3 separate regions of the Homo sapiens genome follow, and regions 2 and 3 are each linked to region 1. The links are chromatin loops, found by intact Hi-C in ENCODE. Cell type or tissue: CD4-positive, alpha-beta T cell. All regions are shown on one strand. Region 1 has its middle 21 kb from the start of CDCP1. Region 2 overlaps CDCP1 (CUB domain containing protein 1). Region 3 overlaps CDCP1 (CUB domain containing protein 1).

What was found. Hi-C counts contacts between places; a loop is a spot of excess contacts. Peaks named below come from ENCODE experiments on the same cell type or tissue, not always from the same donor. Only the 100,000 strongest peaks of a DNase experiment are listed, where the experiment ranks them.
Region 2: a loop joins it to region 1, with 4 times the contacts of the local background. A loop is called at or near these places in 20 of 110 quality-filtered maps.
Region 3: a loop joins it to region 1, with 11 times the contacts of the local background. A loop is called at or near these places in 4 of 110 quality-filtered maps.

Annotation. Positions count from the first base shown.
Region 1 is chr3:45,162,892-45,170,891 of GRCh38, forward strand. No RefSeq gene overlaps it. Among named protein-coding and RNA genes, the nearest start is that of CDCP1, 21 kb to the left of the region's middle. RefSeq lists enhancers at 3,322-4,285, 4,286-5,249 and a silencer at 4,810-4,929. In CD4-positive, alpha-beta T cell, no CTCF peak of the experiment used is centred here; DNase peaks (open chromatin) are centred at 4,330 and 4,800; H3K4me3 peaks cover 503 bases; H3K27ac peaks cover 1,395 bases.
Region 2 is chr3:45,107,153-45,115,152 of GRCh38, forward strand. CDCP1 (CUB domain containing protein 1) reads right to left here. Exons shown (of 9, transcript NM_022842.5): 3 at 4,931-5,293; 4 at 3,321-3,689. Among named protein-coding and RNA genes, the nearest start is that of CDCP1, 35 kb to the right of the region's middle. In CD4-positive, alpha-beta T cell, no CTCF peak of the experiment used is centred here; a DNase peak (open chromatin) is centred at 3,199; H3K4me3 peaks cover 973 bases; H3K27ac peaks cover 1,056 bases.
Region 3 is chr3:45,075,010-45,083,009 of GRCh38, forward strand. CDCP1 (CUB domain containing protein 1) reads right to left here. Exons shown (of 9, transcript NM_022842.5): 9 at 7,268-8,000. It overlaps LOC124906233 (a long non-coding RNA gene), which reads left to right. Exons shown (of 3, transcript XR_007095898.1): 2 at 6,644-6,865; 3 at 7,248-7,566. Among named protein-coding and RNA genes, the nearest start is that of CLEC3B, 53 kb to the left of the region's middle. In CD4-positive, alpha-beta T cell, a CTCF peak has its summit at 4,104; DNase peaks (open chromatin) are centred at 1,472 and 4,062.

The DNA of each region.
Region 1 (8,000 bases):
AGAGAGCAAAGGGGATATTTCTTCCTTGGCTCCTCTACTGCTTTGTTTTTTCTTTTTTTGGGCTGTCGTTTGAATTTTTTTGTTTTGTTTTGTTTTGTTTTGTTTTGTTTGGAGACAGAGTCTTGCTCTGTCCCCCAGGCTGGAGTGCAGTGGTGTGATCTTGATCTCAGCTCACTGTCACCTCCGCCTCCTGGGCTCAAGCGATTCTCCAGCCTTAGCCTCCCAAATAGCTGGGATTACAGGCATGCATGGCCACACCTGGCTAATTTTTGTATTTTTAGTAGAGACGGGCTTTTGCTATGTTGGCCAGGCTTGTCTCGAACTCCTGACCTCAGGTGATCTGCCCGCCTCGGCCTCCCAAAGTGCTGGAATTACAGGCGTAAGCTACTGCGCCTGGCCTGAATTTTTCAAGTAATAAAATATATTTGAAGGGTCCAAGGCTAGTCCCAAGAAAAGTGCCAAGAAAGAAAATAGCATAAACAAGAAAGTGTTTGGGAGGAAAACTCATACCACCTCTAAGGGCTATGAGAGAGATGGGGTGAACTTCATCAGTGACAGGGGTAGTTTTTTCTGGGAGCATTTGTCTGTTTGGGACTCCTGGGGTCGGATGGGGTAGGCCAAACCAGTCTCATCTTTGCTTAGAAGTCAAGAAGGGTCTCCAGGCCAGGGGAGGCTCCACTGCTCGTGTGATGCTCAGAGCACTTGCTGCGGTGTGCTGTTCCCCAGCAGGGACTGACAGGGGAGGTTTACTAAGATGGATGTGAGTCTTGGCATCGGGTAGGCCTGGGTCTGAATCTGCCAACGACCTGCTTTGTGACTTTGCACAAGTTACTTTGCAGCTCTGAGTTTCAGTTCCCTTATCTATAAAATGTTCATCAGAGTGTCTGTTTTGCAGTATTGTACTGAAGATTCAAGAGAATACTTGCAGGGTACAGGCAGAACCCTACAATCGGGGCCAGAGGACACAGACTTCACCTGTACATGGCAGCATCATGGCCATCCTTGGAGAAGCCGTAAAGATTCCTTTGAAAGCCTGAAACAGGTGATTTAGGCAGCATGAAGGCAATTAGGAAAGAGCAGGCTCTGAGAGAGGTGGGGATGGGTTCCAGTGTCTGAAGGGCCATTCTCTTGAGCCAGGACTGGAATTCTTGTTTGTATCTCTACAGAGCAGAACTCTGGGCATGGGTTGGATGTCACAGGAAGAGGACTTTTAGCTTAGTTCAAGGAAGAGCTATTTGTCCAAAGAGGTACTTGGGGTGGGGAGAATCATCTCCTGCGCTGTGAAAAGTTTGCAACAGATGCTGGGTGACTGTCACCCGAGACCACGCTGGCCTATTCTAAGACGCTGACTCTGAGCTGCAGAAACTCACAGCCAGTTGGGGCCAACTCTGGAGCAAGCCAGGAAGCACATGATGTTTGTCCATCTTCAAGTTCTCTCTCTAAGGCCTCTGTTCCCTGGCCCACTGTATCTCCCACCAGAGCTGGTCCTCTCTGGGGCTGGCCCTCTTGAGCCATACACACCCTTCCCTTCTCTGCTATAAACACTCACATTGCTTTGGTGCCTGGATCTCACCCGTCATGAGGGGAATCAAGACCAAAATTAATCCACACCGAAGTGTGAGAGACTGACAGGGTCTTACAGCTGTTATTCATCCCACTCCCACATCCCAATATTAATGTAAAAAAGAAAAAACCATTCCCTTGGACCTACTGTCCCATAAGGACATTCCTTCCCAGAAGTAGTTCTCAACCTTAGCCACCTATTGGAATTACCTGGAGTTTCAAAAATATGGATGCCTGGGTCCATATGGGACCCAGGGATGGGATTTCACTGGGGAAGGGGAGGACAACAGGGAGGCTGGGCATTGGAAGTAACTGAAAACTTCTCAGGTTACTAACATGCAGGCAAGGGTGAGATCCCACAGTGCTGGAGCATCACCCTTGCCCCCAGACACTTTGGGTGCTGCAGCATGCTCTGCTCAGAGGTTGGTGGCTTTTCTCTCTTTGGGGTGCAGGTGTCCTCTGCTCCTCTGTGAAATGCGCTTCAGGGCTCCACTCCCCACAGCTTCTGGTGCTGCCAAGCGTGAGTGGCTAAGATAGTCTCATTCAAGAGTGATGTATCAGCAAGCCCCACTGGCGACCGATCTAAGCCATGTCCTCCAATCAGCTGTGTTAGTAATGAGATGTGTTACTGTTCTAAGGGTACACAGTCGAAGACCACCTGCCTTCAAATCTAGCCTACTGTTTGATCTTTACCCTCTATGAGCCTGTTTCCTTACATATAAACTGGAGATATATAACTGCATCTACCTGATAGGGTCATTATAAGGACCAAATAGGACCAAATAATGGAGCATAGTGCCTGGCACTCAGTGAGTGCTTGGAAGCACTTGCTATTATTATGAACACATTTTTTTTTTTTTTTTTTGAGACAGAGTCTTGCTCTGTCACCCAGGCCAGAGTGCAGTGGTGTGATCTTGGCTGACGGCAACCTCCGCTTCCCGGGTTCAAGCTATTCTCGTGCCTCAGCCTCCTGAGTAGCTAGAATTATAGGCGCTTACCACCATGCCTGGCTAAGTTTTGTATTTTTAGTATGGGGGGGTTTCACCAGGTTGGCCAGGCTGGTCTCTAACTCCTGACCTCAGGTGATCCACCCGCCTCAGCCTCCCAAATTGCTGGGAATACAGGCACGAGCCACCGCGCCCGGCCTAACACAATATTTTTATCTCTGTTTCCTGTATCCTGAGTCACTTTTCAGGAACAAAAAAAGACTTGCAGACACTGACTAGCTCAGTCCCTAACGGTGGCAGGAAGCAGTAGGTAGGTGATCAGAAGAGAAATTTCCCATAGCAAATCAGGGTCTGTGGTCAGGCCAGCCTTGGCTTGCTACTCAGTTTTACTGACCCCAGTCGGAAGATGGGAAGGAGGAAGCAAGGAAGGGAGTGCCCTGCAGGCAGCCCAGCCTTTTGAGTGGGCAATAATATGGCTTGGAATTGTTTCCCCACCAAAATCTCATGTCAAATTGTAATTCCCAGTGTTGGAGGAGGGGCCTGGTGGGAGGTGATTGGATCACTGGGGCGGTTTCTAATGGTTTAGCACCATCCCCCTAGCGCTGCCTTGTGCTAGCGTTATCTGGGGATCTGGTTGTTTAAAAGTGTGTAGCACTTTCTTTTTTTCTCTTTCTCCTGCCAGCCATGTAAAATGTGCTTGCTTCCCCTTCACCTTCCACCATGATTGTAAGTTTCCTGAGGCCTCCCCACAAGAAGAAGCCTGTACAGCCTGCAGAACCATGAGCTAATTAAACCTCTTTTCTTTATAAATTACCCAGTCTCAGGTATGTCTTTATAGCAGTATGAGAACAGACTAATACAGGGAACTAGTGTCAAGTTGCTGGCAGAAGATTCTGAAGCGGTAGAGTTGAAGCCTCAGGAGCCTGGCTGGCCTTCAGGGTCCCTGCTTCCTCCTGTCATGTGTGTCATCCTTGGGCAGTGCTTTCTGTCCACTCCATGTTCTCCTCGTGGTTCTTACCTCCTCTCCTTGTTATCCAGGACATCTGCTTTATATGCATTTTCTCCATGTGTTCTGTCCAGTTTAATGGCTCTGTAGTAAAAAGATTAATCCTGACATAAGTAAGAGACATCTGGAAACAACTGACCCTGTTAATTCTTCTCTTCTCTCCTAGGGCCTCAGGGTTCTCAGTGGCTCTGCTCCAAGGCCTCACTGGGGAGCGGGAGAGGCCCATTTCAGTGGGTGAGCAGATGGGGGCTCCTGGGCTGAGGCCTTCCCAGAGGCTGGGCGGTGGCCAGCCATGATCATGGGCCAAGGTCACTTGTTACTGTACTGGAAGAACAGGGCTAGGACTGGAGGTCAGGCCAACCCAGGGTCTCAAGACCCATTCCAGGCAGGACCAGTCCCCAGCAAAAGGCTGCCAGGCTGCAGCAGCCCTTGATTTTCTGAGCTGCTCAGGGTAAGGACATCCTGAGAAGGAGGCTGCCTTTAGAGAATAGGACCATTAAAAGCTCATCCTAAATGAAGCACCACCAAAACTCCTCAAGATTGTCATGGTTGTTCAAAAGATGGCCAAAGTTTCTTTCTTTTTCTCACTCTGTTCCCTCTCTAGCTGCACCCCTTGTCTCCCTTCTCTCCCTCTCCTTCCTTCTCTCTCCTAATTGCATTTCTCAGTGTGCCTGCATCTGACTGCCTGTCTGCCATTGGAATGGGCACAGGTGTTGGGGGAGGATGTCTCCACCACAGGTCAGCCTGGGTACCAAGGAAGTGTTTGGGGAACTGGCTTCACTCCTTCCACCCAAGCCTATGTCACTTTTCAACCGACCAATGCAGTGAACAGAACTCTGAGTCACGCAGGAAATACAGTAATTTTCTGAGGAACAATAAGCATCCATTCTGCAGTTGCCAGTGGTGACTATATAGCCCTTCACTGCCATTGAGCTCTTTATTTTGGGGGGACCGGGGGTGGTATGTGCATATCTGGCTCTCTATTTTATTTTTATACAAACGATAGCATATACTGTTTGTCTTGCCCTCAGGTTTGGTTTCTGTTGCCGCTGTTGTTTTCTTTTCCAACATCATAAGCCTCTTCCTTATCTTTCCATGTCTGCACACAGGAAGCGGCATCACTTGTTTTTCATGTCCTGCGCATCGAGGCACACTTTCTGCTCCTCTTTGTGCCGCCAGCCGGCCCAGGCCCACAGATGGTAGGACTTGTGCCCCAGGCTGCTGTGTGAGTCAGAGTCAGGCAGGAAGCAAATGGCAACTTCACCGCGGTGACTGAGGAATGCTTAACGAAGGCGCCGCCCTTGACAACGGTGTGGGTTGGTAAAAGGAAACAGCCGGGAGCCCTGCAGCGCCGGTGCCGCCACCGTTTAGTCTGACTGTGCATTTGACTAAGTCACAAGAGGCCAGGCCTGTGACTTGTCCGAGGGAAAAACCACCAGAAAACCAGGTGTCTGGGCTCCCAATCAGTAATCTTCATTGGGTTTGCTTTGATTGTAAACGAACAAAAAAAAAGCTTAGTTATTTAAATTCCATTCATGAATCTAGGAAGGAGCTTAGAAATTAGCCTTTTCCACAATCAAGACCAATTAGTCAACTCTTCTATTGTAAGTTTTCATCATTTTTCTGTTTACCCAACTTACAAACTGCTTTTTAAGTCAGAACTTGAAGATTTATTCCTGGCAAATGTTTTTAAGAGCAAAAATTTGGAATCAGTGTAAGTGTCCCCAAATAGGATAATGGGAAAGTAAATGAGGATACATCTACTCAGTGGAAAATATCTTAAACTGTTTGAAGTTTGCAATAAAGTGGAAAATGCTTAGCTGTTATGTTCAAGAAAAATTATGAAGTCTAATTTATTTAGAGTGCCATGATAATTATGCTAATTCATATAGGCACTGAAACAAAAAAAAAAACCCTAAAACTTACATGAAGAAAAATAGACTGGAGAGGAAGACACCAACATGTTACTGATAATGATTATCATTTTATGGGTGAAATGAGATTGATTTTTATTCACTTCTCTCAACGTTTCCAAATTTTCTCCAGTGGTCATCTAATACTTCCAGAACAACAACAGCATTAACTACAAGATCACAGTTCAAAGAAACAAGTCGCTGAGATAATTTGACAAGTGGTCTATATCCAGAGCCATTAATATACCCACAACTTCTGACCCAGTCATTTCTCTTAGGAATCTGTCCTGAGGAAGTAGTTCAGCTTTCAGAAAAAGCCCTAGGCAGGGAGATGTTTACTGCAGGGAAAAACTGGAAACCACGTAGATGCCAAACACTGTAAAAATAGTTAAAGAAAACGAGGTTCAGCCACTTGACACCACTACGTATTCATTAGGAAAGAAAATGATGACAAAAAGCATGCACTGTGACACCAAAGACAAAACTCAGCATTCACAATTGAATGTGCAGTATGATAAGAGGGTTTGTTTATTTTTATTTATTTTTATTTTTTATTTTTTTGAGATGGAGCCTTGCTCTGTCACCCAAGCTGGAGTGCAGTGGCGCCATGTAGGCTCACTGCAACCTCTGCCTCCTGGGTTCAAGTAATTCTCCTGTCTCAGCCTCCCGAGTAGCTGGGATTAGAGGGGTAAGCCACCATGTCTGGTTTTTGTATTTTTAGTAGAGATGGGGTTTTGCCATGTTGGCCAGGCTGGTCTCGAACTCCTGACCTCAGGTGATCTGCCTGCCTCGGCCTCCCAAAGTGCTGGGATTACAGGTGTGAGCCACCGTGCCCGGCTATAACAGGATTTTAAAAACGCTATAGGTGTTGAAAAAAAAATCCTCAAAGAAGACGAGATGAATGGTTATTGATGGCGGGGCAGGGTGATGAGATTGTGTGTAGTTTCTTTTCTTGATTCAGCATTTTCTGTAATGGACTTGTCTTGCATTTATAACTGTAAAACGTAATGAGTAATGGAACAATTACTTGGTTCCAAAGCACAGAGTCCAACAGGGAAGGCTGGTGGAGAGCAAGCCCCTTTGTCAGCAGTGGAACAAGAGGGAAGGAGCCATCGAGGAGGGACTGATGAGATCTGACTAACTCCAGCACTAACGAAGCAGTGAGTGGGTGAAAAGAAATTGCGGGGCCTTGCAGGGGTCTAGGTGGGGAATGGAAAGATAAGGAATGCAAAATACACAGTTCTGTGGAAATCACTCAACAGTCAACAGACCACCTCTGGTGGACGAACATCAAATTCTGTCAAATCCCTCCTACCCTAAAGGTCAGGGAGAGGAGAGCTGAGGGCAGCCTCTAGGTGACCTGAAGAGGGGACATGCCCAGTAGGACATAGGAAGCCTGAGTGCAGGGGTCAGTACTGCCAATCTTTAACAGAGGATGCAGGGATTGACCAGAGCGCCCTGAGGCCACAGTGTCCAGCTCACAGTGTCTGTGATTTGCATTGCCCTTTTCTCTTGAAATTGTCTTCCTCATCCTCCACAGTGTGGTCAAAACGGCTTCCCCTCTGAGGCCTTCCTTCATTTCCCCCACCTGGATGGCACATCGTTTATATGTGGGTCTACAGCTCGGTGCCACAGCTCAGAACTGATTTTGTTCCATCTGAAAACAGCGGAATATACACCTGTCAGCTGAGGAATGTTTAGGATGTTCCATATACCGTGCTTGGTTCCCAGTTGTCCCGGGCTGGGTTAGAGCCTGGCTCTGTGTATTTGTGCTCCAGTTACTTCATGCTGCATAATAAACATTCCAAAACCTAGGGGCTTTATTTTGCTTGCCTCTGTGGTATCAGCTAGGGCAGCCAGAAGGCTGGGGCAGGAATCTTCCGAGGCTTGCTCACTAATGGCTGGTGACTGGTGCTGGCTGCCAGCTGGGACCTTAGCTGGCACTGCTGGCTGGAACACCCACGAGTGTTCCTCCCTTTATGGCCTGGGCTTCTTCACAGCATGGTGGCTGGGCTCCAAGAGAGAGAAAGGAAGAGAGAGAGAACACATCAGACAGGAGGAAGCTGTATTTTCTCTTATGACCTAGCCTCAGAAGTCACACAATGTCACTCCCCTGTGTTTCATTGGTTAGAATCGAGTCACTAAAAGGGACTCATAGTCAAGGGAAGGGGAATGAGACTCTACCATTTCCTAGGAGGAATGTTGCAGACAGGTCTTCAACCCCCACTGTTGGCCTTTGTTGTACGCCTCTTCTTTGTACCTAACATAGAGCCCTGAACAGAATATTAGGCAAAATTGCTGGTTGGGTCAAGTTGCCTTCTGGATTGGTACAGATCTGGGTGCAGAAGATAGATTGGAATGAACCCACTTCCTTCCCATTAAGTCACTCAGAAACACAAAATGTTTGGAGAAGTCAATCATTTTCTGCCTCCAGCTGCCCACAAGCTTGTGAGTTGACTAGGTCAAGTTTACTGTCTACATTCTGTCCCCAGTTTCCCTACCCAGCCTTTCCCCCACTGCAGCATAATGTCAAACCCATCGTTTAATCAGACAGGTACCCTCACGGTCTCC
Region 2 (8,000 bases), 56 kb before region 1:
CTGGAGCCACAGTCTAATCTCTTTGTTTGAACAAGTGTTGTGTCTTTCTTTCCTTTCTTTCTTTTTTTTTTTGAGATGGAGTCTTGCTGTGTTGCCCAGGCTGGAGTGCAGTGGCACAATATTGGCTCACCACAACCTCCACCTCCCGGGTTCAAGCGATTCTCCTGCCTCAGCCTCCTGAGTAGCTGGGACTACAGGTGCCTGCCACCACGCCCGGCTAATTTTTTGTATTTTTAGTAGAGATGGGGTTTCACCATATTGGCCAGGCTGGTCTCAAACTCCTGACCTTATAATCTTCCCACCTCGGCCTCTGAAAGTGCTGGGATTACAGTCATGAGCCACCGCGCCCGGCCCGTGTTGTGTCTTTTCTAACCCTGCATGCCTGCCTTGACCTAGAACCCTGCAGGAAACATTTAAAGAGCGCTCACTACCTGCCAGGCACTGTGCTACCTCACACTGTCCTCACAACACCCCGATGAGGACAGTCTTACCACTTCCACTTTACAGATGAGCAACTGGGTCACAAAGAGGTGAAGTGACTTGCCCATGGTCAAAGTAAGTGGGGGAACCAGATTCAAATCCATGCAGGCCAACTCCAGGTCATTATCCTTAATGGGGCTATGCTGCCAGCAATACAAGCTGCCTACAAACACTTAGCAAATGAGAGAGAATAAAGAATGAGGGCTGGGAGTGGTGGCTCACACCTGTAATCCCAGCACTTTGGGTGGCCGAGGCGGGTGGATCACTTGAGGCCAGGAGTTCAAGACCAGGCTGGCCAACATAGTGAAACCCAATCTCTACTAAAAATACAAAAAATTAGTTGGGTGTGGTGGCAGGCGCCTGTAATCCCAGCTACTCAAGAAGCTGAGGCAGGAGAATCGCTTGAACCTGGGAGGTGGAGGTTACAGTGAGCTGAGAGCCGAGATCACGCCACTGCACTCCAGCCTGGGTGACAGAGCAAGACTCTGCCTAAAAAAAAAAGAAAAAAAAAGAATGGGTCAGACAAACAGGTAGGGGCACAGGACTGGCTTCCTTGGGCTAGCCCTTGAAATTTAGGGTCCACATAGAGGTTCAGAGGATCAAGATGAAGCTGCCCAGAGATCAGAGTTCTCAGGCAGTCCAGCCCAACCTAAATTTATCCCCAAAGATATTTCTGCCGCCAAGTCCACTCACTCCGCTAGAAACAGTGCAAAGTTAGAGGGCTTGACACTGCTAAACACCTCTCAACGGCAGTTATTGCCCTTTAATCTCAGCACTAAATCCATGTCCTTCTTGATGCTGTTTATAGCACGTTTAACAATTTGATTAGTTTTAGAAATCAACCCAGCTGATGTTACAGTTAGCAGAATTAATCAGAGCTTCTAAGCAGCATTCCACCATGACTGAGGTGATAAACAAATCCCCCTGTCTTCTAAACCCCAAGCCCACTCCATTTCTAAATCCTTTTGTGGCTGTTTTCAACATTCTGATTGTACAGTTGTGACAGTGGAATCATAAAAATGTCTCAATGGATACACACACACACACACTATATATATATGTGCATGTATACATATATATATGCATGTATACATATATATATGCATGTATACATATATATGCATGTATATATATATATGCATGTATACATATATATGCATGTATATATATATATGCATGTATACATATATATGCATGTATATATATATATGCATGTATACATATATATGCATGTATATATATATATGCATGTATACATATATATATATATGCATGTATACATATATATATATATGCATGTATACATATATATATATATATATTTTTTTTTTTTTTGAGATGGAGTCTCACTCTGTCACCCAGGCTGGAGTGCAGTGGCCCAATCTCGGTTCACTGCAACCTCTGCCTTCTGGGTTCAAGCAATTTCCATGTCTCAGCCTCCCAAGTAGTTGGGATTACAGGTGCGCGCCATCATGCCTGGCTAATTTTTGACTTTTTTGTAGGACGGGGTTTTGCCACGTAGGCCAGGCTGGTCTCGAACTCCTGACCTCAAGTGATTTGCCTGCCTTGGTCTCCCAAAGTGCTGGGATTACAGGCATGAGCCACCGTGCCCGGCCCCTTGTATATATATCTATACACACATTATACATACATACATATGGACGTTTCCAGGGCAGCACCAGTTGGGCAATCCCTCTAGTGGATCCCACACTGCCACTTTTCAGATGCTTATCAGCCCTACAAAAAACAGCAGCACGCCATTCCACACTCCCACTTAATTTTTCTGCCTGGCTCTGCCTACTTCCTAGAAGTAAATAATAGTAAAAACAAGAATGAGAATCAGCCCTCTGAACAGCGTCCATCCTTAGCAACACACATCAGAAATGTCCTGGTTGGAGACCACTTGCCACAACTCACTCCTTCACATCATGCATGAGGCCCAGGAAGAGCCAGTCTGAGTTAATTTTGTATCTTTTATCTCAAAATCTGCACGACACCCCTCAGGGCCAAGACTGGGGTGAGGCAAGCCAGGCACCTAGGGAGCAAAGTTTAAGGAGGTGCTCACTCTCAGGGGCTGACCTTGCAGGTACATGACCCTGAGAGTGGGTACCTCCTTATATATTGCACCCTGGGCACTTTGCCTTACCCTAGTCCTGGCCTTAACTCCGCTTTTCTATGTTCATGGCATCTCAGCAACTTTTGTGGAATGATGTCCAACCTAATTCTCATCATCCTAACTGGGCTTCAGTGTGGGCCAGAGCACAGGCTCAGGGTTCTGAGCTTGCTCTGCTCTTAACAAGCTGTGTGATGTCAGGCCAGTTCCATAACCTCTCTGAACCTTCTGGTTTCTCATTAGTAAATAAAGATAATTCCCACCTCCCCTACAGGGTTGCAATAAAGATTAGCTGAGATTGTGTAAGTGGCGTGCCTAACACAAGATGACATGCAGAGTATGTGTCCATAGTAGGGGTGCTGAGCCATAAAACTGTAAGTTCCCATCATCATCGCTGATGGTGCGGGTGACATCCTCATTCACATTGCAGGGTCAAGACATAAGATCTAGAAAAATGACCTTTCAATGCCTTCGTTAAAAACAATTTAGCATCTTGAATGCAAGATTTCTTTTTATTGTGCTGAAATGGAACTACATACCGGGTGTTCACCAACAAGCCTGTCTAACTGCCTAGCAACCCACTTCCTGAAACTCTTGCTGGGTCCAGAGTCTAAGTGTTTCAGAAGCCACAGATGAGAAACAGGAAGGGAGCCTCACCCAGGCAGACTACCCAGGAAACAACGAAGGTGCTGGAGGAGGAAGAAAAAGGAAAGTGGGGCTCACTCACTGCTTTCATTTTGTGGATGTTGGACCAAAACTTGGAACTGCAGCCGGAGGATCCCTGGACTTTGGGCATCTTGGTCACAGCCTTGCAGAGAGAGGTTGAAGTTCCCCGCCATGTTCCCAGGCTGCTTGTCCTCCAGCTTGAACACCTCGGGGTTGGTGGTGGAGCCCGGGATGTAGTATTCAACCCGCTCCTCCTTCCTCTCACAGTTGGAGAGGTTGAAGTTGAGGAAGGAGACGCTGGCCCGCAGGTGTGCAGGAACGACAAACTGCCACGTCATGAGCTCATCCTCAGGGAAGCCTTCTGGGTAGTTGGCAGACATCAGGGTTGCTGAGCCTTCACCCTCAAACACAGACTCGATGATGCACAGACCTAGTGGGAGTGGAACCCAAACCAGAAAGAATAGGGAGCCATTAGACCCTGTCCTGGTTGTCTGCAGCCGAGGGGTGGGGGTGTAGGAAAAATGACTGCAGTTCTCAGATCCTGAGCAGTGGGTCTAGATACTGTATATTTGGACTCAAGGCAGAGATTGGGAATGCAGACACATCAGTGGTGTGCGAGTAAATATTAAAAACCGGTCCAGTGGTAGAGGGGAGAGCCCTGACTTATAGCGTCTGCCCACTTCCATAGTGGATGTAAATAATCCCACCACGGTTGATTTCAAGCTACCAACACCAGGTGACTGAATGTGGAGTTGGGCAGTAGCACACCTTTATATTATTCCCTCCATACAGATACGACAACACAAATAACCCTGAAAGCACAGGCAACAGTAAAATAATTAGGAAGTGATGAGTTTTGAGTATTTATTACCTTTGTTTTAAAAATAATTTATTTAATTATGTTAATTTAATTCTATTTTTTTATAACGGATCTGTTTCACATCAGCTCACAAAATGCCTGAACACTTAACAGTCAGCTCTCTGCCAGGTGCAGTGGCTCATGCCTGTAATCCCAGCACTTTGGGAGGCCAAGGCAGGAGGATTACCTCAGGTCAGGAGTTCGAGACCAGCCTGGCCAACATGGTGAAACCCCGTATCTACTAAAAATACAAAAGTTAGCTGGGTGTGGTGGCGCACGACTATAGTCCCAGCTACTTGGGAGGCTGAGGCAGAAGAATCGCTTGAACCTGGAGGTAGAGGTTGCAGTGAGCCAAGACAGTGCCACTGCACTCCAGCCTGGGCCACAGACTGAGACTCTTTCTCAAAACAAACAAAAACAAAAATAAAAACAAAAAACAGCTTTTATGAGCCAGTGTGAGTGAGCTCTGCACATCACTGATACGTTTACAGAAAATGTGAAAGAGATGGAAGACAAAGAAGTTAGAAATGAAGCAATCAAGGTGGGTCTGTAGAACCAATCCCTTGTCATTTTTTTGAAAACAAGTATCACATGCAAAAAGGACAAAGAGAATCACCCCGTTTGTTTAATAGAGAAGAGGGGGTTCACACTAGGAATGCATGACCCATGTCACTTATAAGAGAGCTAGATCTTCCTTTATGGTTTTTATATTGAGTATTAGAGATTTGCTGACATTTGACCATTTCTGACCTAGAACAATGATGATCTTGTGTGTTTTAACCTAATCAGATAGCAGGGAGGGGCTTTCTCACGTTTTATAGATGAGCGGTTTGCAATGCTGAAGCCGGAGACATTTCTGGGGTGGAACCATGGGAGGTGTAAGGCCATTTTCACTCCTTCTTGCATCTTGATCCGGGACACAGTGCCATTGCTGCAGAAGGTTCCGATCCTGACCACGGTGGCATCGATTCGGCCGCTGATGGAGTGAGTGACTCCGTCTGGGCAGCTCTCACCCGGACCGATCTGCCTCAGGCGAGGGATGGAAAACTGCAGCTCTAAACCGATGCTCTTATGAGCTTTGACATCCCAGATGAAAGTTCTGTTGAGGGTAGGCAACAACGATGTCGAGGGCTGAAGCTGAACCTCCCCAAAAGGACATGGGCCTGACATACAGTCTGAAAAACAGTCACAGAAGCAATTTTGATCACAGATGCTCCAAGGCCCCACACCACTCCTCCTCCACCACTCAGCCCCCTGTAGTAGACTCTTTGGGGCTCCCCCAAGGTGGCCTTTACCAGGCAGGGGCACCCAGGCCCCAACTGCTGTGAGTCTTAGTGGCCAATGGCTCACAGATGTACCCTCCTTCGGGGAAGTGCCTCAGCTCGGGGGAGCTGCCTTGAACCAGAAAAGCCTGAGAGGTGTTGCAGCCCCTCATGCCCATCCCAAGGGAGAGGTGCTGTCTACAGCCAATAATGGCCTCCTGCAGGAATTAAAAAGTCTGACCTCCTTGCTTCAAGTGATGTAACCTGGGTATGCCATTCATACTCCAGAGCTCCCCATGGGGTCAGGCTGAAGCTACTCTTCAGCTAAAACCGCATCTGCATTCAGCTACGTGCCCTGCTCTATCCTGCTTTCCTCACTTCTGAGAGCACTTTCTTGATCACTGACTTAAACAAAAAATCCTGTCTCAGGCTCTGCTTCCAGGTCACCAGACTTGAGACATCTCTTAACTACTGTGATTTCCAGATTAAGTTCCTGGGGTCCAGTGGGTGAAGCCAGAAGGAAGGCATTTGTAGCAGAGTCTGTGCTTTGGGATCTCCTACTTCTCCTGTACTAAGAGAGTCACGATTTCACAATTTGTAGAGCACAGTGCCAAGATCCATCCTTTAAAACTGGTTTCCCCATCAACACATTCATCAACATAGCAAATATACTCTGAACGTGCAACTCCCCTGGACAGCTGGAATCTGGCGGCGCCATTTCTCTTCTTGCACTGCCTTAATGCTGATATTTTATAACCACTGCAGTTGAATTTCTTTTTTTAAGGCTAACAGCTAATAACATCCTTTGATATATTTGTTTCCTAAGCCTTTTAAAACAAAGCAAGAAATATTATCAAAGAGAAAACAAGAGGAAAGTGAGGGGACGAAACAGAAAGTAGGCAATGTAACATTAAGGTTTTGTTGTTTTGAGCAGGGGGCATCTGAAAGGTGTGATAGACTCTGGCCTCCATAATAATAATTTGTGAATCTTTACTGCTGTTCTATTGGGGTATTTGAAAGTATTGTCCACTCAAAATAGAATTATGGAGAATTTCAGATCAGTCTTGGATCTCTGAGGTCATCCAAGCCAGACCTCTAATTTTTGCAAAGCAGCTGTGGATCCAGGTGACTTGGGCTGGCACTTGCAGCAAGTACACGGCAATTCCAGATCCCAGGACGAAAGCTCAGGCTGTGTTTGGTCAGCCCTTTCTTGCCAATGCGCTATGCTGTCTAACCAATAACACAGGGTTAGATAACATGGTGACTAACGTGACTAAAATTAGACTTTGCGTGTTAGTAAAGGTAGTTCCTATTTTAGGAGCTCATGGAAACTTCAATGTTTATATCAAGCCACCTCTTTCTTTCAAAAGCAGACCTCAAGTGATTTTCCACGCACACCTCCAGTGTGCCCAGGGCAACATCAGTTGGCTCTGGCTAGGTTCTGTACTCTTGTGGAAACATTTAACTCTAGTAAGGCAGTGACTCTTAGCTCTGGTTCTACCTACAACTCACCTGCAGGCCGTTTAAAAACTACACATGCCTGGACCATCCCAGGGATTCTGATTTAATTCTATAGTAAAATCTGGAGTCAAAAAGCCCCATCTCCCAGCCTCAGCTCTGTCAGCAGCCATGTGACACTGTGAGAGTCAGGTTATGAAAGCAATTTTTCATTTGATGCTAAGAGCTTTGTTTTTTAGGATGAACACACAGGTAAGAGTAGTCAAAATGATTGGCATGCCTCGGAATCTTCTCCTGTACTCTGTCCAGTGAAAACATTTTAAATAACTAAAATGATTCCTGTCCAGAGGATGGAGAAGTATTATTTCTGAAGTGATTCATAAACTCATTTTCCCCAGCAGATTTCTAATTTCATTAACTCTCTTTTTTTTTTTTTTCTTTTTGGAGATGCAGTCTTGCTCTGTCACCCAAGCTGGAATGCAGTGGCACCATCTTGGCTCACTGCAACCTGTCTCCCAGGTTCAGGTGATCCTTCTGCCTCAGCCTCCCAAGTAGCTGGGACTATAGGTGTGTGCTGCCATGCCTGGGTAATTTCTTTTGTATTTTTAGTAGGGGTTTCACTATGTTGACCAGGCTGGTCTTGAACTCCTGACCTCAGGTGATCCATCTGCCTCAGCCTCCCAGAGTGCTGGGATTACAGGCATGAGCCACCATGCTCAGCCAACTTTCATTAGTTCTCATGGAACTATTCAAGAAGAGATGAGAATGGAGACATCAAATTTTATCTGATGCTGATTTCAGAATGATTGTTCAGAAAAGGCAATGAAGGGCAGGTGGACCACTGGACCTGATTCAGTGTCTAGATTTATTATTTTAGAAATTGATATTTTCATATCATTTTCAAAAGTTGTGAGCATGGGTTTTTACTACATAGTAAGCCATGTGGGCATCCTAGGATTGAGAGACTGAATGCATTCAAAGGCTTGACTTGTGAAATGTGTCACTTGTTACATTTTTCCTTTTTCAAAGTGGAAGTCACTTTATTGGTTTAACTGATTATAAAAGTAATGTACAGTCGTTTTAAAAACAAACAAAAAGACAAGTGGGTGTGGTGGTGTGTGCCCAGCTACCCCAGAGGCTGAGGTGGGAGGATCACCTGAGC
Region 3 (8,000 bases), 88 kb before region 1:
GTAAGATAAGGACTGAAAATTAAATATGAGGATTCAATAAAACTGTTCGTATAAATATTTTAGAAGAGTTCTTGGTACATAGTAATCATTCAATACATGGAACACACACTACACACACACACACATTTGCTATATTAGCCCTGTTCAATTGCATTTTCTGTGATGACAGAGATGTTCTATATTTGTGCTGTTCAATATAGTAGCCACTTAGCCACATATAGCTACTGAAAGCTTGAACATGTGGCTAGTGCAACTGAGGAATTACATTTTTTTAGAAGGGTGAAGAATTGTATTTTATTGAAACTCAACTCAAAAAAAGAAATAAGATGCTGTAGTGTGCAATGTATTCACACAAAGCACCCTCAGATGCATATTCAAGTCAAGTAAGAACTCCATATCCCTTTTCTTAGTTTTCCTACCCTGGGACCTTAGTCTCTTCCATATACAATCATGCACACTTAATTTGAAAAAGGAAACCCAGTGTATTTTGATGTATTCGTTAGCACCAAATTTAATGAAATTTTAATTAAATAAATACTGAAGTTTAAATAGCCACATGTAGCTGCTGGCTACTGTCTTGAACATAAGCAGTTCTGTAGTCCATCCTGTCTAAATAGACCTATTCTGTCTATAGGCCAATTTACAAACGTTCTCTTTTTAGATGATCAGCCAAATGAGTTTTAGCCAGCTTATAAAGGTGTGGCACAGAAGGCCCGTTGATAGAGTTTAAAAATCATGTGCACAGGAGTGGAAAGTTTGGGTGAGCAAGCAGAGGCCAGCACCCTGAAGAAAGAGGCTGATGGAGTTTAAGACACACTAGGACTCAAATCTCGGTCTGTCTCTTAGTTGTGAAGCCCCAGACAGGTTGTTTAACCTCTCAGAGACTGCCTCATCCTCTGAAAAGGCCTGGCTACTTAATTTGCCAGAGCCCAGGGCAAAATAAAAACACTGGGTCCCTTGTTCAAAAATTATTAAGAATTTTGAGCTGGCAACAGCAGAGACCAAGTGTGGGGCCCTTCCGAGTTGCAGGCTCTGTGTAACGCGTAGGTTACATGACCACGAAGCTGCCTCCTGGGTCTTGAGGATGCGGGCTGGGCAGTCAGAGTGTTGAAAATGGGAGAGGGAACAAAGGCGAGAGCGTTTGCTGCTGCTGCACTGCTGCTGGCCTGGGCAGAAGGCTGGGGTGGGGAGCTCTTTTCTTACATCAGTTTCAGATCTTCCCTCTTTCTGAGTCCTGTAGACTATAGCTAATCTTTTCCTAGGCTTGTTTGTTGGCTGGGTCTCAAATGACCATAGTCTAGCTCTTGCAGTTACCTACTGACATGGTTTAGATCTGTGTCCCTACTGACATGGTTTAGCTCGTGTCCCCACCAGATCTCATCTTGAATTGTACTCCCATAATTCCCACGTGTTGTGGGAGGGACTTGGTGGGAGATAATTTAAATCATGAGGGTGGTTTCCCCCATACTGTTCGCATGGTAGTGAATAAGTCTCATGAGATCTGATGGTTTTATCAGGGGGTTCTGCTTTTGCATCTTCCTCATTTTTCTCTTGCCACCACCATGTTAAGAAGAGCCTTTTGCCTCCCACCATGATTCTGAGGCCTCCCCAGCCATGCAGAACTGTAAGTCCAATTAAACCTCTTTTTCTTCCCAGTCTCGGGTATGTCTTTATCAGCAGCATGAAAATGGACTAATACAGTAACTTGGTACCAGCAGAAGGGGTGCCTCTGAAAAGATACCCAAAAATGTGGAAGCAACTTTGGAACTGGGTAACAGGCAGAGGTTGGAACAGTTTGGAGGGCTCAAAAAAAGACAAGAAAATGTGGGAAAGTTTGGTACTTTCTAGAGACTTGTTGAATGCCTTTGCCCAAAATGCTGATAGCAATATGGACAATAAAGTCCAGGCTGAGGTAGTCTCAGATGGAGATGAGGAACTTGTTGGGAAGTGGAGCAAAGATGACTCTTGTTATGTTTTAGCAAAGTGACTGGTGGCATTTTGCCCCTGCTGTAGAGATTTGTGGAATTTTGAACTTGAGAGAGGTGATTTAGGGTATCTGTGGAAGAAATGTCTAAGCAGCAAAGCATTCAAGAGGTGACTTGGGTGCTATTTAAGGCATTCAGTTTTAATAAGGAAGCAGAACATAAAAGTTTGGAAAGTTTGCAGCCTGAAAATGCAGTATAAAAGAAAAATCTATTTTCTGAGGAGAAATTCATGAAAGCTGCAGAAATTTGCATAAGTAATGAGGAGCCGAATGTTAATCCCCAAGACAATGGGGAAATGTCTCCAGGGCATATCAAAGGTCTTCATGGCAGCCCCTCCCATCACAGGCCCAGAGGCCTAGGAGGAAAAAAATGGTTTTGAGGGCCAGGCCCAGGGTACCTGTGCTGTGTGCAGTCTAGGGACTTGGTGCCCTGCATCCCAGCCACTTCAGCTATGGCTGAAAGGGGCCAATGTAGAGCGTGGGCTGTGGCTTCAAAGGGTGCAAGTCCCAGGGCTTGGCAGCTTCCACATGGTGTTGAGCCTGCAAGTGCACAGAAGTGAAGAACTGAGGTTTGGGAACCTCAGCCTAGATTTCAGAGGATGTATGGAAACGCCTGGCTGTGCAGGCAGAAGTTTGCTGCAGGGGCGGGGCTCTCATGGAGAACCTCTGCTAGAGCAGTGCAGAAGGGAAATGTGGGGTTGGAGCCCCCACAGAGAGTCCCTACTGGGGCACTGCCTAGTGGAGCTGTGAGAAGAGGGCCACTGTCCTCCAGACCCCAAAATGGTAGACCCACTGACAGCTTGCACTGTGCACCTGGAAAAGCCGCAGACCGCAGACTCAACGCTCGCCCATGAAAGCAGCCAGGAGGGAGGCTGTATCCTGCAAAGCCACAGGGGCAGAGCTGTCCAAGACCATGGGAACCCGCCTCTTGTTTCAGCATGACCTGGATGTGAGACATGGAGTCAAAGAAGATCATTTTGGAGCTTTAAGATTTGACTGCCCCACTGGATTTCAGGCTTGCATGGGGCCTATAATCCCTTTGTTTTGACAAATTTCTCCCATTTGAAATGGCTGTATTTACTCAATACCTGTACCCCCATTGTGTCTAGGAAGTAACTAGCTTGCTTTTGATTTTACAGGCTCATAGGTGGAAGAGACTTGCCTTGTCTCAGATGAGACTTTGGACTGTGGACTTTTGGGTTAATGCTGAAATGAGTTAAGACTTTGGGGGACTGTTGGGAAGGCATGATTGGTTTTGAAATGTGAGGACATGAGATTTGGAGGGGCCAGGGGTGGGATGATATGGTTTGGCTCTGTGTCCCCACCTAGATCTCATTTTGAATTGTACTCCCATAATTCCCACATGTTGTGGGAGGGACCTGGTGGGAGATAATTTGAATCATGGGGGCAGTTTTCCCTATACTGTTCCCATGGTAGTGAGTAAGTCTTACAAGACCTGATGGTTTTGTCAGGGGTTTCTGCTTTTGCATCTTCATCATTTTTCTGTTGCCACTGCCATGTAAGAAGTGCCTTTAACCTTCCACCATGATTCTGAGGCCTCCCCAGCCATGTGGAACTGCAAGTCCAACTATACCTCTTTTTCTTCCCAGTCTCAGGTATGTCTTTATCAGCAGCATGAAAACGGACTAATACACCTACATTAAAGGGCAGAGAAGAGGCCGTGCTGGTTCATCCATATAACTCATGGGATCATTAGGAGGTTCTTAAGGCTGGGTACAGGGGCTCATGCCTGTAATCCCAGCACTTTGCTGGGTGAAGGCAGGCAGACTCACCTGAGGTCAGGAGTTTGAGCCTGGCCATGGTGAAGCCTGCCTCTACTAAAAATACAAAAATTAGCCAGGCGTGGTGGGGCACACCTGTAATCCCAGCCATTCAGGAGGCTGAGGCATGAGAATCGCTTGAACCTGGGAGGTGGAGGTTGCAGTGAGCCAAGATCATGCCACTGCACTTCAGCCTGGGCAATAGAGCGAGACTCTGTCTCAAAAAAAAAAAAAAATTGTTCTTATGAAGCCTGAGGCTAGGAGAGAATTGGCCAGCAGGAGGCTGAGTTCCACCTTTCTCATTTCGTCATAAGCACGTTTAAAGCCAAGAAACAGCCTTGTGAACCGCCCAAACAGAACAGTGAGCTGTGAGGTTGGGTGTCGTTTGCAGGCTCCCCAGGACTGGCTGAGGATGCCTTGATGTGGCACTGATTAGAGATGATCCCAGAGACCACACAGATGTGAACAGGACTCCCCTCTTCCGTGGGGAACAGAAGTCCATGAGAGGCTGGGTCTGAAGGGCAGGGCGAGGGTAAAGGAGACAGGTTTGGCAGCAGCCTGGAGGGCTATAGGTGCTTTGCCCTGTGGCTTTAACATCAGATCCCCAAGTATCCCTGACCTGGGGGAGGAGCTGCCAACACAAAGTCCAGAAAGGGCAGGGCATATAGGTGGAAGCAGAAATGCCAATCAGGATGAGTGACAGGGATGAACCAAAGTTGGGTTCAATATTCTGGACCTGGGTGACTGGAGGAATCAAAGCATTCTAGAGTTAGAAGTGGCCTTAGAATATTTAATCTTGTGCCTAGGACTAGATATTGTGCTTCAGTGTCCCTGAGACCTCCTCCACCTCAAACTTGTGGCCTCCTGAAGGAAAGAAAAAGAGACAAACACTATCTAGGAAGCCCTGGGGTCCACCAGACTCCTCGGCAGCCACTCTCCCGACTGTGGCTCCCAGGAGAACCCAGTCTCATGGCCTAGCTGAGTAGCAGAGCACTGTGGAAAGGCTGTATGGTTGCTGCCCTGCCTCTTGCTGCTCTGTGACCCTGGGCTCGTGACTTCACCTTGCTGGGCCTTCTTTCACCAGTAAGCTGAAAATAAGCTTTGCTGCTAGGATATTAATTGGTGACATGAGATAAGGTTTGTAAAACACAGGGCACTTGCCTGACATCTACTTCCTCCTTGCCATCTGGAAGCCTCCAGTATAACACCTGCCTGAAGTCATAGCTGAAGTACAACATGTTTCTGACAATTAAATGTAACAGACATAATTTCTAGGGCACCCACTGCATTGGACAATGTGAGACAGATGGACTAAGTACAAGACATGGACCTCTACCTCTGAAAAAAGTAGCATCTTGGTTAAGCAAAAGACACACAAGCACAAGCTTTTTAAATTATGAAACTAATACAGCTACATGCAGAAGAATTATGAATCAAAAGGACTATTGGGATTTAGAAGGAGAGCTTAGCAGAGTTGGAGGGCTTCCTGGAGAAAATGGGCTCTGTGATAGACTCTGAAGTGCTGGTAAGGCATGGAAGGTGGGCAGCTTTTGCTGTGAGTTGTCCAGGAACAATGGCAAGAGCAAGGTGTGGGCAAGAGCAAGGTGTGGGCAAGAGCAAGGTGTGGGCAGGAGTGGATTCAGAGCCCCACTGGAATAGAGTTTTGAAGTCATGGATGAAGTGGGCGGAGAGAGGTCTGAAGAGGTTAGGAGGGCCAGGCAGTGGACTGGAGGTGCCACACCACCAGCAAAAGACCAAGGATTCTGTTCTAAGGGCCAACCAAGTCTGGAGGCACAGATTTCAGAGTGAGGGAGTCACATGATGAAAAAGGAATGGTGGAATAGAGGGGGATGTTGGATGGGAGGAGAATCTAGAACAATCAGGGTGAGTGACAGGGATGAAATGAAGTTAGGTCCAATATTCTGGGCCTGGGTGACTGGAGGAATCAAAGCATTCTAGAGCGTGAAGTGACCTTAGAAGATGTAATCTTGTATAGCCATTCAGAATAGGTTAATGCCTTTCCTGGGTCCACGGCAAGTTCTTCCTCTCTTAGTTCTCTCAAGAGCTGGTTGTTGAAAACAGCCTAGCGCCACCCCTTCCCCTGCCATTCTCTCCCTTCCTCTCTCACCATGTGATTTCTGCACATGCAGGCTCCCCTTTGTCTTCTGCCATGAGGGGAAGTAGCCTGAGGCCCTCATCAGTTGCAGATGCTGGGTTTCATGCTTCCTGTACAGCCTGCAGAATCATGAGCCAAATAAACCTCTTTTCTTCATAAATTACCCAGGCTTATGTATCCCTTTATAGCAACACAAATGGACTAAGACAGTACCCTCCCTATGGGGCAGTGTCCAGAGAGAAAAGGCCAGAAGACCAAAGACTGAACCTTGAGTCCTGGGAACAGGATCCAGGAGAAGGGGCAGTCAGAGGTGGGATGCAGCCCAGATGTGGTCATGGTGATCAAGGACGCAGTAGTGAAGGTGGTCAGTGCTGTCCACAGGCATGGTACTTGGCTGTGATCTCCCCAGCCCCACTGAAGCCTATTACAGATGGCTGCAAATTCTTTGACACCTCTCCCACTGAGATGGGGTGGGGGAATCTTTGCTTCCTCCATGTAAATCGGAGTAGGTTCTGTGACTAATGCCCCCCATAGAATAGAATGGAAGTTTAGCTGGGCATGGTAGTGCATGGCTGTAGTCCCAGCTACTCGGGAGGCTGAAGTGGGAGGATCGCTTTAAGCCCAGGAGTTCTCCAGCTGGGGCAAGAGAGTGAGAACCTGTCTCAAAAAAAAAAAAAAAAAAAAAAAAAGGAATAGAATGGAAGTAATGTCATGCCAGTGTCCAGTTCCAGCCTCTGAGAGACTGGCTGTTCTGACCTTTAGAATCTGGGAGCACTCAGTTGTGGAACCCAGCCACCATGTTGTGAAGAAGCCCTGTGCAGTGGTCCAAGTGACCAGGAGTCAAAGCTCCCAGCCAATAGCCAGCACTAACTTGTCAGCAGTGTCATGGAGCCCACTTGAAAGAGGATTCTAATTATGCTGCCCAAGCTGTGGCCACATGGAGGAGAGATATACAGTCCCTGCTGAACCCTGCTCTAATTACAGGTTTGTGAGCAAAACTACTAATTGTTAACTAAATTTTGGGGTGGCTCATTACACAGCAACATCTGGTTTTCTCGGTGGATTCAATCCAATGTGCTTGGGTCTCCCCTCCTAGTGCATGGCAGATGGTGGGGGCCATGGGAACTTCCCTCTCTCACTGCTCTCCCTTAACTTTTGTTCTGGTGGCTGGTGACCTCCACGGGGCTTAGAGATCAACTGTGGTCAGTGATTAGGGTGGCCCTGGGCCTCTATGGGGGTTAGGTATTGGGAAAGGTCACAAAGGGTGGGGCCCATGTAGCCCCCACAAGAACAGAACAGAACAGAACAAGCCCTGGCCTCTCAGCTACCCATTGGCATAGCTTCCATTCCTTCCACTTGCATACAGGGAGACTTGAAAACCAGTGGTGGCGAGACTCCAAGACTATTATTTTTATTTCCGGACAAAAACATCTGCTTCACACAGTGCACGGCATCAAATGAAGAGGAAAGAACTTGTATCCCAAAGCCTGGCTTTCTGTATCATCCACAAATTAAGACAGCATCTGCTGAGCCCATGCTGAGCCTGTCACAGTCAACAACTGGGAAACCGGGGCCTCTACTGAACCAGGGGACAAGTAGCCGAAGCACTTAAACAGCTTGATACTTGTTTTTTGGTACATTTGTTTATTTAAAGCACAGGAAATGAATAAAATGCCACCTAAAAAGTATCTGCAATGAATAAATTATTTCCAGTGAAGCACTGCAGATCCACACACACCAGTCTGCTAACCTTTACCAAGGCCATGTCCGGTGGGCTTGTGCTTGTTCCAGTTGACTCTTCCTTGAGACCTTTCCCTTCTGTGCAATGACCACAGCATTAGAGACCAGTCCTGCATGCGCTGGCCTTCCTCGTAGGCATGGCAGACCACGTGGATGAGCAGTGGGCTGGCATGCAGTAGGCTTCAACAAATGGCACTTCACTGTTTCCAGTGACCCTGAAATGTTTTACGTAAGTGGGGCCTGGGCTTTAAAGAAAAGAGCCAGGGTTCCTCAGGCTGGGCCCCTTCACTGAGGCACAGCTCCAGGAAATACTGGTCTCAGGAGCCAGCAACTTGTCCAGGAGTTTTGAGCCCTCAGTTGAAGGAAAATGGCCACGTGG